Linked DNA regions of Mus musculus: region 1 is linked to region 2. The links are chromatin loops, found by intact Hi-C in ENCODE. Cell type or tissue: heart. All regions are shown on one strand. Links, peaks and the distances in the headings refer to the core of each region. The heading gives the core; the rest is flanking DNA.

Region 1 (8,203 bases), core at 2,160-4,659, 120 kb before region 2:
TCTTCTCCCATGCTACTATAAGTGTCCTGCCCTGTGCCCAGCCTATGGCTGTTTGCATCTTTATCGATCAGGACCTTCAGTGTCTGGACATGAAGATTCAAAGCATTATAACCAATCTCCAACACTGGTTGGTTGGAAGGAGGTTAAAGCATTTAAGAACCGTTATTAAAGCCAGGCGTGGTGGCACACGCCTTTAATCCCAGCACTGGGGAGGCAGATTTCTGAGTTCGAGGCCAGCCTGGTCTACAAAGTGAGTTCCAGGACAGCCAGGGCTATACAGAGAAACCCTGTCTCGAAAAAACAAAAAAAAAACAAAAAAACAAAAAAACAAAAAAAAAAACAACAAAAAAAAACAAAAAACAACCCAAACCAAACAACAACAAACAAACAAATAAACAAACAAACAAACAAACAAACAAAATTAGGGTTGAGAAAAAATCTAAAGCTACAGGAATTCAAGTCCTCTGCAAGTTTGGAAAGTCCTCTTAATCACTGAGCCATCTATCCAGTACTCAGTTTTAAAACATTCTCTTTTAACATTTATTTAAAACATTCTCTTAAACGTTTTCCTTGATCTTGTGAGCCTGAGAGTTAAAAAACATTATATTCTGGACCTACATGCTGTAGGGTTAGCGGGGTCTCATGTCTTCTCTGATATAGGGCTTGGCCACGCAGGGAGGCAGGACACAGGAAGTTTGACTGTGCTTACCCCACGCCATTGCTGGGCAGGTGTCAGGCTGTAGGGAAGCCTCCGAACACCACTCTGGGGTTGGGGAAGCGCAGTCTGAAGTCCAGGGAGCTGGCTTGGGAGGCCGGGACTATCTGCTTCTCAGGCTCTCGGACCCCAGGTGCTGCTGGGAGCTTGGAAGAGCTGAGAACAGAGTGGGGGCCCATGGGCTGGATCTAGCCGGGGCCAAGGGGGAAAGAAAGAAGCTTCGGCTGGTTAGGGTGGGGGGGGCGGGGGGGGCGGGGGGGGGATAGGTACTTGGCTTGTTGGCGGTGGTGGTTTAGTCTTGGTGGTGGCTGGGAGTGCGGAGAGGCCTTCCACTGGAGAGTAGATGGCAGCTCTTTAGGTGAAAGCTTCTCCATTGCTCCCCACGGCAGATCCTGATGAAAAGAGGCAGTCCATGGTTTTAGGGCATTTATTGTCATAGCACAAAGTGGATGAGTAAAACCATACCCCACTTCTCAGGGCAGGCCTGGGGTTAAATACCTTTTGCAGGAGGGGTGTCTGGGAAGGGGAGTATCTGAAGACAGCAACAATGTACTCATATAAACATTAAAAAAAAAAAAAAGACAACAAGCATGGATTCACTTTTGTCAGCCAAACATAATTCAAAAGTTCCCAGACTAACTAAAGCCAAGAGGTTATAGAGACACGAGAGGCAGAGACCAGTGGTTTCCTGTGAGTTGGAGGCCAGCCTTGGGTACAGAGTGAGATCCTCTCTAAAAAATATGAAGAGGTTATAGAGAGCTGGTTCTCATGGATGGTTAGCTGGCGCTAACACGGAGTTTTAACTTTGGCTCCTAGGTATATTCTCTTTATTATATCTTGTCTTAGGAATAGTTATAATTCAGAGATATTTGAGATCTTAAACAGGGAGAATCGGAACCTTCATAGGAGGAGAAAAGATATTCTATAATGATAATTTAAAAACATTTTTTTTATTTACATGTATGGGTAATTCAGTATGCATGAGCCATGAAGGCGCTCAGAAGAAGGAATTTCATCCCCTGGAGCTGGATTTACAGGAAGTTAAGAGCCAACGGGTGTGTGTGTGTGTGTGTGTGTGTGTGTGTGTGTGTGTGTGTGTGTAAACCAAACAAGTTCTCTACAAGAGCAGAAGGTACAGAGAGTGCTCCCATCCCCTCACCTCCTTCCCTCTTTTCAGTCGGTCCTTGATTGTGGTCTAGGTAATGATACTGCCCACTTTTAGGAAGAGCCTTCCTATCTCAACTACCCTATTTAGAAACACCCTTACATACATGCTGGAGGGTTGCTCCTATCACTTTGACAATCAAGACTAATCATTACACGACTGAACACCACTCACTGATCTGTTCATTGACTCCATTAGCTTTGCTGGGTTTTTCCTTCTTATTGTTTCTACTGCCAGTACTCCCCCACTTCTTCTTTAGTAAAAATGGGTGAACGCCTTTTTCCCAGCACCCGTGAAGCATAGGCAGGTAGACCTCTGTGTTTGAGATTAGCCTGGTCTACAGAGTGAGTTCTAGGATAGCCAGGGCTATACAGAGAAACCCTGTCTTGGAAAAAAACAAAAAAACAAAAAACAAAAACAAAAACACCAGGATAGCTAGGGCTACACAGAGAAACTCTAACTCAAAAAACCAAAAATTAAATAATAAAATGTTCTGATGATTTAGTGGCTATGTACGTGTGTGTGTGTCTGTGTATATTTATGTGTGTGTGAAGAACACACTTGTGGAGGCCAGAGGACAACTTTCCTGAGTTGGTCTTCTTCTACTATGTTCATGCTTAACCTACTAAGTCATTTCCTTGACCCACGTCTTCAATTTTCTTTTTCTTTTTCTTTTTGCTTTTGTTTAAATTAGAATGTCTGTAGAGGCCTGGAGAGGAGAAACGGGGGTGAGATGGAAGGATAGAGAGGTTTTTGGTTTTTGTTTGTTTGTTTGTTTTGGTTTTTTCAAGACAGGGTTTCTGGTGTAGCCTTGGCTGTCCTCACTCTGTAGACCACTCTGGCCTCGAACTCAGGAATCTGCCTGCCTCTGCCTCCCAAGTGCTGGAATTAAAGGTGTGTGCCACCACTGCCTGCACTGCCCGGCTGGATAGAGATCTTAACTGGAAGAACACACATGCTATGAAAATAGAGGAAATGAATACTTGTGTTAATGTGCAACCTGGGACAGATGTATAAACCATAGATGTTCCTTACTCAAATTCCTGATGCCTGGAGAACATCATGTCCAGTTATAATTTGACCTTCTAATTAAAACTGACCTGAGCACCTTTCTAATTGTGAGGCAGCAGGATTGCTGCAATGAGCACTCGGTGTGCACAGTGACGACTTGGTGATGGAGTACTGCTTTACCAGGGAGAAGCTAGTTCTGCTTAGAAGCAAGGAGGGCGGGGCTATGGCTGTCATTTGAATCCCACACTTCGGCTTTGGAAGCTAGTGTCACTCAGGCTTTGGTAGCCAATCAGGTTCTAGAACCGTGCCGTCTAATCAGGACTACTGGAGAGCGGCAAGAGGCGGGTTCTTCACGGCCGCCATATTGTGGCTCGGCTCTGCGGCACAGGGAGGTGCGGTGTGTTGTGCTGTGAGCGCTGCTGCCGGGACCAGTGAGGAGAGCGCGGGCGAGTTCGGAAGCCGCGCCATGGTGAGCAAGGGCCGCTGTCCCTGCCCGCTGTGGTGGATCCTCCCCGAGGCTGGGGCGGGGCGGCAGCGGCATTCAGTGCTGTGTGGCGCTGGGCCCTGTGTCCTCTTCGCCGTGGTCCGCGCCTGCGCAGAGCGCGGAGCCTCCCTGCGGAGGCTCCGCCTCGCGCAGGAAAGAGTCGGTGCTCTGTCTGGGGCAGGCGTTTTATACAGTCCTGCTTTGGGTATCTCATCAGAAGGTTGTAAAACAATAGGTCATCTAGTTTCTGCTACTTTCTAGAAGTTCTGAATTTTCATGTAACATTTAGGTCAAAGCAATCAACTTGAGTTAATACTGTGAATTTTAAACTTTAAAAAAATTATTATTTTTTGTGCATTGGTATTTTGCCAAAATGTATGTATGTCTTTGTGAGGATGTCAGATCCTCTGGAACTGTTGTTGAGCTGCCATGTTGGTACTAGGAATTGAACTCAGGTCCTCTGGAAGAGCAGCCGGTTTTCCCAACCATTAAACCATCTCTCCAGCCCCAACATTGTGAAACTCTATTTAATTTCTTGTCTATAGACATCGGTTCTGCTAATAACCTTTTGCTATTCTGCCCTTTGTTGAGTTTCCTTTGCTACTTTGTCAAAAAAAGGTACACACACACACACACCCCATATATATATGTGTGTGTATATAACATGTGTATATATAATATCTATAACTATATATATACACTTTAAGTCTGTGTGCTGTTTCTTTGGAATTGTGTGGACCATTTTCGTTTTTTTCCACTCTCCACATAAACTTGAGAATCAGTTTCTTAATTTTTCATAAGTTGTTAGGATTTATATTGTGATTATTTAAATCTTAGTGCAGATTGAGGAAACATGACGTTCAGTTCTGAAGCTTCCTATCGCCATATTTATGGGGTATCACTATTTTGTGTTTGCTTTTTGTTTGGTTGGGGTTTTGTTGTTGTCTTTTTTGCTTATTTTGTTTTTTGTTAGGTCTGCTTTGGCCTAAAACTCACTCTGTAGAGGCTGGCCTTGAAATCATAGCCATACACCTGCTTCTCTCTGCCTTCCATGTGCCAAGATTCAAGGCATTGTCTCCCACTGCCCTGCATGGTTTTGTTTTGTTTTGTTTTTTGTTGTTAAAAATTATAGTTCTTGCTGGGTTGGTTGGTCAGTCTACTTTTAACCCAGCACTTGGGAGGAAGAGGTTGGCAGATTGAGGCTAGCCTGGTTTACATAGCTGCAGAGTTCCAGGTTAGCCAGGGTTACATCATGAGACCCTGTCAAAAAGATGAGGTGGATGGTCTGTAATGATGGTTCAGTGCTTAAGAGGGTATTGCTCTTGTAAAGACTCCAGTTTGATTTCCAGCATCCACCTCTGTGACTCACAACTGCCTATAACTCCAGTACCAGAGCATCCCATCTCCACTTCTGGCCTCTGAGGGCACCTCCTTCAAATGCACGAACCCCTACACACACACACACTCTTAAAACTTTAAAAGTGGCTTAGCAGTGAAAAGCCCTGGTTGTTTTTTGCAGAGGATGCTGCCTGATTCAGTTCCCAGTGCTCAGGTGGCCATTTACAACCTCCTGTAACTAGTCTCCAGGCCTCCTCTGATCTCCACAGGCACCGCATATGTGCTGGCAAAACACTGATCTTCATAAAAAAGTGTGAAAAAAACAAAGTAAGGCCCCTTGGCATTCTCTCACTCAAAGAGGCCCATTGCCTTTCTTGGAAATGTCTATAATTTGTATCTCCTCTTTGCTCCTAATAAAACTTTTTGAAAGTTTTAAAACAGTTAAAATCTTTTTAAAAAAATTGTAGTTCTTACCTAGAGGACTTTATTGAATTGGTATATATTTCATTGTCTCTTCTTACCTGCATTGCCATACTGGGTATTGTTATCCAGCTGCTCACTGTTGGCTTACAGGACGCTGATGGATATTATACTCATCTTTAAACATTTTGATAATTTGTTAAGAGTTACTGGTTATAATCTTGTTGGTTCAATGAGTTTTGTTGATTCTTGGAATTTATTTTGAGGAAACAGTTTATTTTTTTCTTTTCAATGCTAATAGCATCCTTAATCCCCTTTCTTGCTGTGTGTGTGTGTGTATGAGAGAAAGAGCGGGAGAGAGAGGGCAAGAGAAAAGAAACTCATTCTAAGCCACACCATGGTGGTGCATGCCTTTATTCCCACTACCAGTAAAGGAAGACAAATCTCTGGGCTCGAAGCTAGCCTGGTCTATAGGTCTAGTTCCAAGACAGCCATCGCTACACAGAGAAACCTTGTCTTAAAACCAAACCAAACATCCCTTCCCCCCTTTTTTATGTTCTGTGTTTTACAAAGTCTTGCTATGTAGCTTTGGGTGGCCTAGAACTTGCTATGTAGATGAGGCTAGCCTCAAACTCAGAGATCTGTCAGTGATTGCCTTCATAGTGCTAGGATTAAAGGTCTCTGGCAGCATGTTCTGCTTATCCATTCTCCTATTATGTAGCTCTGGCTGTCCTGGAACTCTGTAGACCAGTCTGACCTTGAATTCACAGAGATCTGCCTGTCCGTGTCTTCAGAGTGCTAGGATCAAAAGCATGCTCCACCACTCCTGGCCCTCAACCCAATCATTTTTAAAAGATTTATTTTACTTCATGTGCATGAGTGTTTTGCCTCCATATAAGCGTACTGTAAGTGCACTGTGTCTGTAGCTGGTGCCTGTGGAGACCAGAAGGGCACACTAGATCTCACGCAACAAGTTACTGTTGATTGTAGGCTGCCATGTGGGTCCCAGAACTCAAACAGGGTCCTGCAAGAGCAGCAAGTGCTCTCCTGAGACATCCCTCCACCTCTTCCTGCCATATATATTCCAGTTACTGGCAGAATCATATTTTTTCTACTTCATTGTTAATGGTATATTGTATTAGATTGAGCATGTTTTTCTTTTAGGGCACTGGAAAGTGAGTCCAGGCTTTTGTACATTCAAGCATATGGTTTAGCTTAGTTTCCTCAGCTTCAATCAGAATTGTTCGTTACTGTTTATTTGTGTGTGTGTGTGTGTGTGTGTGTGTGTGTGTGTGTGTGTGTGTGTGTCTAAGGAAGTCAGAGGGTGTCAGGACCTCTAGAGCTTCAGGTTGCTATGGTCGCTGGGAGCCAAGTCAGCTTCTTTTTAAGAACAGTGTATGTTAACTGCTGAGCCTTCTCTCCAGCTCTTACAGCTTCGTAGGCTTCTGCGTTTGCACATGTCACCAGCAAGGTTATGACATCGTTAGGTTGTGCAGTAAATGAAGAATCTCATAGAAGATTGATCTCAAGCCGTTCTCCCTCCCCAATGTTTGAGCCACATGTTTGTCTTTCTCTGCATTCTTTGTGATTTCATAACATTAGAAAGTGAACATTTGCCTTTAATCTCAGCACTGGGGAGGCAGAGGCAGGTAGACACCGGGAGATTGACGCCAGCATGGTCTAAATCATTGGTTCCACTCCAGCTATGGCTACGTAGTGAGACGTTGTCTCAGAAACAACATTTGACGTTGCAGTGAGTACCTCTGGAAATGAGTCTGTCTTCTCCAGGGTTACTGTTCCTTTCTTGCAGGCTCAGTTTGCCATTTGTTTAGTGTCTCCAAAGTATTTGTTACCAAGATTCTATTACCTGTGTATTGGCAATCTGACTCCAGAATGCACTTCGTATTTAGTTGTTATTTTTCACAGATTTCTTTGTATATGAAGAGCTAAACAGAAAGGCTGAAAAGGCTACCTGTGAGGGATTTATGGATGGCTGAGTTAGGGTCCGCCTTCCTCCTGCTGTTTCACCCTTATGTCCCCCTCACTGGAGCCTAGAGAGAAGTCAAGGCTCAAGATGAGGGTCTTCTCAAGTGTTTTCTGAAACTGACTTTTCAATATGCCTTGATTTTGAAGACCCCAGTTCCTAAGAGAGATTTTTTTTTTCCGAGACAGGGTTTCTCTGTATAGCTCTGGCTGTCCTGGAACTCACTCTATAGACCAGGCTGGCCTCGAACTCAGAAATCTACCTGCTTCTGCCTCCCAAGTACTGGGATTACAGGCATACGCCACCACTGCCCAGAGAGAGAATTTTTTAAAACTTGCCTTTTCATAGTATGTTCTTGAACTATTTTAGCTAAGACAGCCCACTCTTGTTGAGAAGATTCTTCACACTTGCTAAATAGCTGTCAATCTAGAAGCTCTTAGTCAATCTAGAAGGATAAGCTCACAGAAAAGGCCAGCACTGCACTTCTGCCAGCCTCCCTTCCCTCCCATGATGGGCATCTCACGGTTTGGCAGGGTCTGCCTGGGATCGCTGACACCAGGTCATCCTGTTTCTTCCCCAAAGCAGCTACAACAGCTACGTTGAATGTATTCTAAAAGGATAGACCATCTTTCTCTTAATTTTCTCACGCTGCAGCATTGCTCAATTAGAATCCAAGTACTATGTTCAGGAATAATGAGGTGGCTTAGAGAGTAGATGCCTGCTGCTGCTAAGTCTAACACCCTGTGTTCTCCTCAGACCCAGACATGGAGGGAGAAATCCCACTCTTCCAGATTGTCCTCTGAATTCCACATCACACCCCTGTCCCGTAAAGGAATGTAATTACCCCTCGCTACACACACACACACACACACACACACACACACACACTTTGTTTTGAGAAAGGGTTTCACTTTGTAGTCCTGATTGGCCTAGAACTCACTGTTATACTTGGGTGGCCTCACACTCTGAGATCCTCTTGCCTTTGTCTGCTGAACACTGAGATCAAAGTCTAGGGCTGCCATGCTCAGGTAATTTTTTTTTTTGCTATATAAAGTGTAACCTTATTTAATCTTTCCCAGATGTCTT
Region 2 (8,203 bases), core at 2,078-4,577:
AAATTGTAGTTTTAACAAATGGTGGTGGCACAACTGGCAGTTACCATGTAGAGAAATGCGAATTGATCCATTCTTATCTCCTTGTACAAAGCTCAAGTCTAAGTGGATCAAGGAATTCCACATAAAACCAGAGACACTGAAACTTATAGAGGAGAAAGTGGGGAAAAGCCTCGAAGATATGGGCACATGGGGAAAATTCCTGAACAGAACAGCAATGGCTTGTGCTGTAAGATTGAGAATCGATAAATGGGACCTCATAAAATTGCAAAGCTTCTGTAAGGCAAAAGACACTGTCAATAAGATAAAAAGGCCACCAACAGATTGGGAAAGGATCTTTACCAATCCTAAATCAGACAGGGGACTAATATCCAATATATACAAAGAAGTCAAGAAGTTAGACTCCAGAAAATCAAATAATCCTATTAAAAAATGGGGTACAGAACTAAATAAAGAATTCTCAACTGAGGAATACCGAATGGCTGAGAAGCACCTGAAAAAATGTTCAACATCCTTAATCATCAGGGAAATAAAAATCAAAACAACTCTGAGATTCCACCTCACACCAGTCAGAATGGCTAAGATCAAAAACTCAAGTGACAGCAGATGCTGGCGAGGATGTGGAGAAAGAACACTCCTCCATTGCTGGTGGAATTGCAAGCTGGTACAACCACTCTGGAAATCAGTCTGCCAGTTCCTCAGAAAATTGGACATAGTACTACTGGAAGGTCCAACAATACCTCTCTTGGGCATATATCCAGAAGATGTTCCAACTTGTAATAAGGACACATGCTCCACTATGTTCATAGCAGCCTTATTTATAATAGCCAGAAGCTAGAAAGAACCCAGATGTCCCTCAACAGAGGAATGGATATAGAAAATGTGGTACATTTTCCCAATGGAGTGCTACTCAGCTATTAAAAACAATTTATGAATTCTTGTTTATTATAAACAAGAATTTATGAAATTCTTTTTTTGTTTGTTTTTGTTTTTTCGAGACAGGGTTTCTCTGTGTAGCCCTGGCTGTCCTGGAACTCAGGATCTGGAGGATATCATTCTGAGTGAGGTAACCCTATCACAAAAGAACTCACATGATATGCACTCACTGATAAGTGGATATTAGCCCAGAAACTTAGAATACCCAAGATAGGCCAAATTTGCAAAACACATGAAACTTAAGAAGAAGGAAGACCAAAGTGTGGATACTTTGTTCCTTCTTAGAAGGAACAAATACCCATAGAAGGAGTTACAGAGACAAAGTTTGGAGCTGAGAGGCAAGGAAAGACCATCCAGAGACTGCCTCACTTGGGGATCCATCCCATAAACAACCACCAAACCTAGACACTAGGCAGATGCCAACAAGAGCCTGCTGACAGGAGTCTGATACAGCTGTCTCCTGTGAGGCTCTGCCAGTGCCTAGCAAATACAGAAGTGGATGCTTACAGTCACCCATTGGACGGAGGACAAGGTCTCCAATGAAGGAGCCAGAGAAAGTACCCAGGGAGCTGAAGGGGTCTGAAGCCCCATAGGAGAAATATCAATATGAACTAACCAGTACCCCCAGAGCTCCTTGGAACTATACCACCAATCAAAGAAAACACATGGTGGAACTTGTGGCTCTAGCTATATATATAGCAGAGGATGGCCTAGTCTTTCATCAATGGGAGGAGAGACCCTTGGTCCTTTGAAGGCTCTACACCCCAGTATAGGGGAATGCCTAGGCCAGGAATGGGAGTGCATTGGGGAGCAGGGGGAGAGGGGAGCAGATAGGGGATTTTCAGAGGGGAAACTAGGAAAGGGGATAGTATTTGAAATGTAAATAAAAAAATAAAATAAAAAATACTACAAAAAAAGAAAGTTGTAGTTTTAAAACTGCAAAGCTTGCTTTAAAAAAAATCAGTTTTTTTTTTAAACCATTCCTTTCTGTGTGCATGTGTGGCTATGCATTGCCATGATGCATGTATGAGGTGAAGGGACAGGAGTTCAAAGAAATTCTGTGGTTCTCGATTCTCTCCTTCTACCAAGTGGCTTATAAGGATTAACCCCAGGTCTCTGGGCTTGGCAGCAAAAGATGCCACCCACAGAGAGATTCGGAGGAACCAAGAACCTAAGTATTTTGTTTTTTTCTTTCTTCCTTTTGAGATAGGTTCTCACTATGTAATCCTGACTTGCCTGAACTCACGACATAGACCTGGCTGACCTAGAACTTACAGAGATCCACCTGCTTCTGTCTCCAGAATACTGGGATGAAAGGTGACTCCCAACCAGCTCAGCAAGAATCTAAGTTCTAAAAGGAAAACCTTGTTCACTTGATGGTAAGCGCCTTGAAACACTCAGGGTCACACCACCTAAGGAACACCAGTGAACACCTGGTCAGACTGAAAACTGCTGCGGAAAGTCATGGAATTGCAAGGATGTTAGAATACGGGTACAGCCCTGGGAAAGAGCAAAGCAGAGATTCATGATTCACAACTTCAAAACTGACTTAAAAGCAATTATCATTAAGATAGGATAAAGCTGCAGATAGGCCTAAGGAGTAATAGAGCACTTACCCAGCATGCTATGCAAAGCTGTTGCATCTAACTTCCAGACTGTGGGTGGGAAGGAGTAAATATTTTTTAAGAAAAGAAAAAATAAACTATACTAGGCTCTGTGACAACCTGAGTTCTATCCGTTAATCGCGGAAGGACAGCACTCATTCCATAAAGTTGTCCTGTGACCTTACACCTTCCTCACTCTACACACACACCGGGGACACACACCAATAAATAAGGCTGATTTAAGTAGGAGAGAGGGAGGGGGAAGGAGAGAGCTGCAGCGCACGGCAGGGGTCCTCCACTTCGTCTACTCGCTAGTCCCGCTCCACGTTTCTCTCCCTTGTCCTGGGGCAGCCCAGGCTGTCCCCTCTCCTCCAACAGCTGCGGGTTTACTGTGAAGCCCGCACGCAGGGTTACAAGTGAGTGCGACGTTAAGCTGTCACAACCCGCACTAGGAGAAACCTGCGCCGTCGAAGGAGCTGTGGGCAGACCAGCTCAGCACCGAGCGACCCCGCCCACGCGGGTGCTCTGGGCTCTGCAGCGTGCTGCCCTCGTCTCTCCGGGCCAGCCTGGCTCCCTCTGGCCAGCCGCAATCCGTCCGGGGGGAGCTCGCGGCTTCGCCTTTTAAACTCTAATCTTCGCACCAAGCCGAACTTTCCCAGACGCTGGACCCACCCCTCCCCCAGTCCCAAGGAGGACCCACCACCCCGGCTCCCGCGGCTCAGCCGGCCGCTCTTCCCCTTCTGGGGACTTCGGCCCTGCGCTCACCATGGCGCGGCTTCGAGCTCGGCCGCGCTCCCCTTAGCTACGGGCCGCAGTGGCCACAGCGAAGGGGGCCGAACCCGCTGCGCCTTCTCCGCTTCCCAGCGGAATGCACAGCGGGATTGCGATGGAGCCCGCCTCCCACCGCTCCCTGGCGCTCCTGATTGGATGGCTTGTCTGGAGGCCCTGATTGGCTAGGGCCCGACTTCGCTCAGCTCGGGAGAGATTTGCATAAAAGCCAGACCTGCCTGCTTCTTGCTGGGTACTTTAGTCTTCGGTGATCTCAAAAGCTTAGTTCCTATTGGTCTTGGGTCGTTGGTGTCCACAGTGCATTTACCAACTCAACGTCCAGTGTAGTGATTTCTTGCTTCAGACCTAGAATTGTTATAGGACCTTGGGTATGATGTATTCCGTGGACCTGGATTTTTATTCAGGGAAGCCAAAAAAAAATTTTTTTTTTTTTAAGGCGTGAGCGCCACCACTGCCTGGCTCCTTTTATTTTATTTTATTTTTTTTAAAGATTTATTTATTATTTTATGTAAGTACACTGTAGCTGTCTTCAGACACACCAGAAGAGGGAGTCAGATCCCGTCATGGATGGTTGTGAGCCACCATGTGGTTGCTGGGATTTGAACTCTGGAAGAGCAGTCGGGTGCTCTTACCCACTGAGCCATCTCACCAGCCCGGAAGCCAAAATTTTTGATAGTGGTCTGTCAAGTGGGGCTTGGTGGTTGGTACAAGTCCCCTTAATCCCAGCACTCATTCTGCTGGCAGCGAAAGACAGATCTCTGTGAGTTCTAGGCCAGCCTGGTCTACATTGTAAAAATCTGGGCTAGTTAAAGTTGCACAAAGTCTGGTCATTGTTAGAGGCCAGAACACACTGGCTCCTCATCAGCTCTTTCTGGTAGAGTTATTAAGACGCTATCTGTACTGTGATTTTACAACTCTTAACTTATAATTCAGTCCAGTATCTGGTCCTCTGTGCTCAACTTCACAGCTGGAAATAAGATAATAACAAATTCCAAGCGACTGGAGAAAAATGAAGGCGTTTTAAATATTCAGTTCTTCAGAGAGACACGGAACCTTAGAGAAAAGGCAAAAACGGCTGTGAATTTTGGCACAAGATTTTTTTTTTTAAGTCCCCCTGGGGGAGAAATTTCTGTTCTTTGTTTCTCACAGGCCAGTTCTGCTATTTTCTCAAATTTCCCATCTCCCTGGCTTAGGGTACAAAGCCTTATCTAAGGAATAACTCGGGATTTGAGGCTTCCTCTTTTCCTTATCATGATTTAAGTTACATAGTAAACCATGGGTAACTCCAAGTCTCATTATGGGCCGGTACCAGCCAGCGCTTGGAAGAAACATGCCCAGCACCTACTGCTTATCTGTAACTGGTGAACTCTAAATGCACTTTATACTGAAATGGACAATGACAGTCCAATTCAGTGGTTCTTGACCTGTGTGTCATCAGATCATCAGAAAACACATATTTACATTATGATTCACAGTAGTAGCAAAATTATAGTTTATACAGTAGCCAAGAAAATAATTTTATGGTTGGGGGGATCACCACATCATGATGAACTATTAAAGGTCATGGCATTAGGAAGGGTGAGGACCACTGTCTCACACCATCACATATGCTAGCTCAGACTAAATCATGTGGTGTTTAACTTTAATTTTTTCAAAACCTATTTTTAATGATGGTTCTTAAATGCTTTAGCCTTCCTTCTAGCCCACCACCCTCCAGAGGTAGTGGAAAAGAAAGGATACAGGAGAAGTGGACCTGTTTAGAAAGGTTCTTTGGAGAACCTTCCATCTGCATTGTCTGGAAATCTGCAGTTCAGTTCACAGGTCATCAACAGCAGCTCGATTCACTTGTAAACACTTCACAGATATACCAACAGTCCAGTTTGATAGAGTTGGGATAGCAAACATGAGTCAGCAGTGGTGGTACTATTTAGCAGAGACAGCCAGGCCTCAGCCTCGGCAGCAGAAAGGACCAACCAGCAGGAACGCCAGGAAGAGTTCTTGGCTGTGCTTTTCTCAGCGAAGTGAAGATCATCAAAGAAGTCAAAAGACCAACACGTGATGCACAGCTAGCTCTATAAGCAAGCCTAGCTCAGCCTCAGTCACTGTGCACTGAGTCCCTTTTATACCCTCTCCAAACATCATGAGTTCTCTTTGTGCCTTGCCTAAACACATGCCATACTTCAGCATGTATGTCTGTCTCAGCTAACATCACTCTGCCAATCAGCCCAAGTCTGCAGAAGTGGCAAGAAGCTGCAGCACATCACCAGGAGTTTTTTGGTGCATTTATCTCTATGGAGTTCTGACAAATGCAGCTCAACTGCACAATGTAAGGTGGACCAATACATGCGTGTGGTTAGCAAAGAATCCTTCATCACATGTCCTTTCATGTGCTTGCTTTAGCAGAGCATCTTTTCACATGTGTCCACTTCAGGAAAACACTCCTTCACGTGTTTGCCTCAGCAAAACCCCATCCAATACAACAAACTCTCCAAAGAGCCCTTACATTTCTACTTTGTAGTATTGAAATGGCTGACACCCAAAAGCCAATATTTCTTTAATATACAAAAATTAAATATTTCTTTATTGGAGGGATGTTGAAGTCCCCTTTGTAACCCTTCTTTTTTTAAAAAAGATTTATTTTTTTATTATATGTAAGTACACTGTAGCTGTCCTCAGACACTCCAGAAGAGGGCATCAGATTTCGTTATGGATGGCTGTGAGCCACCATGTGGTTGCTGGGATTTGAACTTGGGACCTTCGGAAGAGCAGTTGGCACTCTTAATCACTGAGCCATCTCGTCAGCCCCAGTAACCCTTCTTATTGAGGGGGGAAATCTCTCTTAATCTTAGCTTTAAACTACCCCTTTCCTTTTTTTTTTTCCTCCTGTTTTCTCTTTTTCCAAGTAGGGTGTGTCTTGGTTACATTTTGTCCACTTGACACAACCTAGTGTAATCTGTGAAGAGGACCTCAGGGTATTTTCTGGATCAATGGCTGATGTGCCCAGCTAACTGAGATGGTACCGGTCTTAGTCAGGGTTTCTATTCCTGCACAAACATCAGGACCAAGAAGCACTTGGGGAGGAAAGGGTTTATTCAGCTTACTCTTCCACATTGCTGTTCATCACCAAGGAAGTCAGGACTGGAACCCAAACAGGTCAGGAAGCAGGAGCTGATGCAGAGGTCTTGGAGGAATGTTCTTTACTGGCTTGCTTCCCCTGGCTTGCTCAGCCTGCTCTCTTATAGAACCCAAGACTACCAGCCCAGAGATGGTGCCACCCACAAGGGGACCTCCCCGCTTGATCACTAATTGAGAAAATGCCTTACAGCTGGATGTCATGGAGGCATTTCCCCAACTGAATCTCCTTTCTTTGTGATAACTCCAGCTGTGTCAAGTTGACACACAAAACTAGCCAGTACAGTACCCCTGGTCCTGTGTTCTAGAAGAAAGCAGCCATATCTCCATTGCCTATGCTTCAGCTCCTGCCTCCAGGTTCCTGCCTTGAATGTCTTCCCTAACTTCCCTCCATGATGGATTGTAGGTGTAAGCTGAAATAAACCCTTTCCTCCCCAAGCTGCTTTTGGTCCTGTTGTTTTAGCACAGCAATAGAAGGCAAACTAAGGATCAAACTTTAGCCCTGGATCGCTTAGAACTCACAGATACCCTTCTGCCTCCGACTTCAGAGTGCTTAGATTAAAGGTGTGCCAGTATTCCTGTCTCCTTTCTGGATTTAAAGAGAAGCCTCTTCTTTCCTGTAAGGCTCCCATTCCTGATGTCTCTCACATAAATTGTATTGTTTCTCTCCCGTGCTCTTCCACATCAAGGCCAGACCATGGGCTTCAGGCCCTTTCTAACAGAGCTAATTCCTGAGGGGTAGTGTTGACTTGGCTGCTTTCATGAGTCAACATCTATTTTAGTTACTTTTCTGTTGCTGGGAAGACAGTGGGACCAAGGCAACTTATAGAAGAAAAGTGTTTATTTGGGGCTTATGATTTCAGAGGGTTAGAGCGGCAGATGGTGGAGCAGCAGCAGCAGGTGTCTGGGGAGCAGCTAGAGCTCACATCTTGAAAGACAGGCAAGAGGCAAAGAGTGCACTGGAAGTCCACACCTCCCAGTCTGTCCAGAACAGTGCCACCAACTGGGGAGCAAGTCCTCAGTATGAGCCTGTGGGGGTCATTCTCACTCAAACCCCCACACATCTGTATCTAACCCATACATCTTCTATAGCTAACTGATTGCTCATCCCTAACCTCTCAAGCTGCACATTTCAATGTAAAACCAAAAACACATGCCAAGATCGATGTTACCTAATCCCAGAACACAGGAGGCAGAAGCAAAAGAACCATAGTTCAAGATCAGCTATTGCTACATAGCATGTTTGAGATCAGTAGGGGCTAGCTGAGATCCTGTCTTGAGAAAACTTCTAAATAAATAAAACATATCAGATATTAAAAGTTGAAATAGATAACACATGTTGTCTTAGTTTAGAGTTTCTATTGCTGTGGCAAAACACCATGATCAAAAAGCAAGTTTGGGAGGAAAGAGTTTATTTGGTTTATATTTCCACATTGCTATTCATCACCAAAGGAAGTTAGGACAGGAACTCACACAGGGCAGGAACCTGGAGGCAGGAGCTGATGCAGAGGCCATGGAGAGGGGCTGCTTACTGGCTTGTCTTCCATGGCCTGCTCAGCCTGCTTTTTTTTTTTAAATAGAACTCAGGACCACCAGCCTAGGGATGGCACCACCCACAATGGGCTGGGCCCTCCCCCATTGATCACTAATTGAGAAAATGCCTTGTAGCTGGATCTCATGGAGGCATTTCCTCAACTGAGGCTCCTTCCTCTCTGATGACTCTAGCTTGTGTCAGGTTGACCACA

Evidence for each region. A loop is a pair of places that touch in the nucleus more often than their neighbours do. Peaks named below come from ENCODE experiments on the same cell type or tissue, not always from the same donor. Only the 100,000 strongest peaks of a DNase experiment are listed, where the experiment ranks them.
Region 1: a loop joins it to region 2, with 2.5 times the contacts of the local background. A loop is called at or near these places in 1 of 42 quality-filtered maps.

Annotation. Positions count from the first base shown.
Region 1 is chr8:69,769,947-69,778,149 of GRCm38, reverse strand. Zfp866 (zinc finger protein 866) reads left to right here and starts at 3,239. Exons shown (of 4, transcript NM_177899.3): 1 at 3,239-3,360. The coding sequence starts at 3,358. In heart, for the core only: no CTCF peak of the experiment used is centred there; a DNase peak (open chromatin) is centred at 3,199; H3K4me3 peaks cover 2,014 bases; H3K27ac peaks cover 1,463 bases.
Region 2 is chr8:69,649,696-69,657,898 of GRCm38, reverse strand. Zfp964 (zinc finger protein 964) reads right to left here and starts at 3,343. Exons shown (of 4, transcript NM_001177527.1): 1 at 3,303-3,343. The coding sequence starts at 3,305. In heart, for the core only: no CTCF peak of the experiment used is centred there; a DNase peak (open chromatin) is centred at 3,458; H3K4me3 peaks cover 1,324 bases; H3K27ac peaks cover 1,189 bases.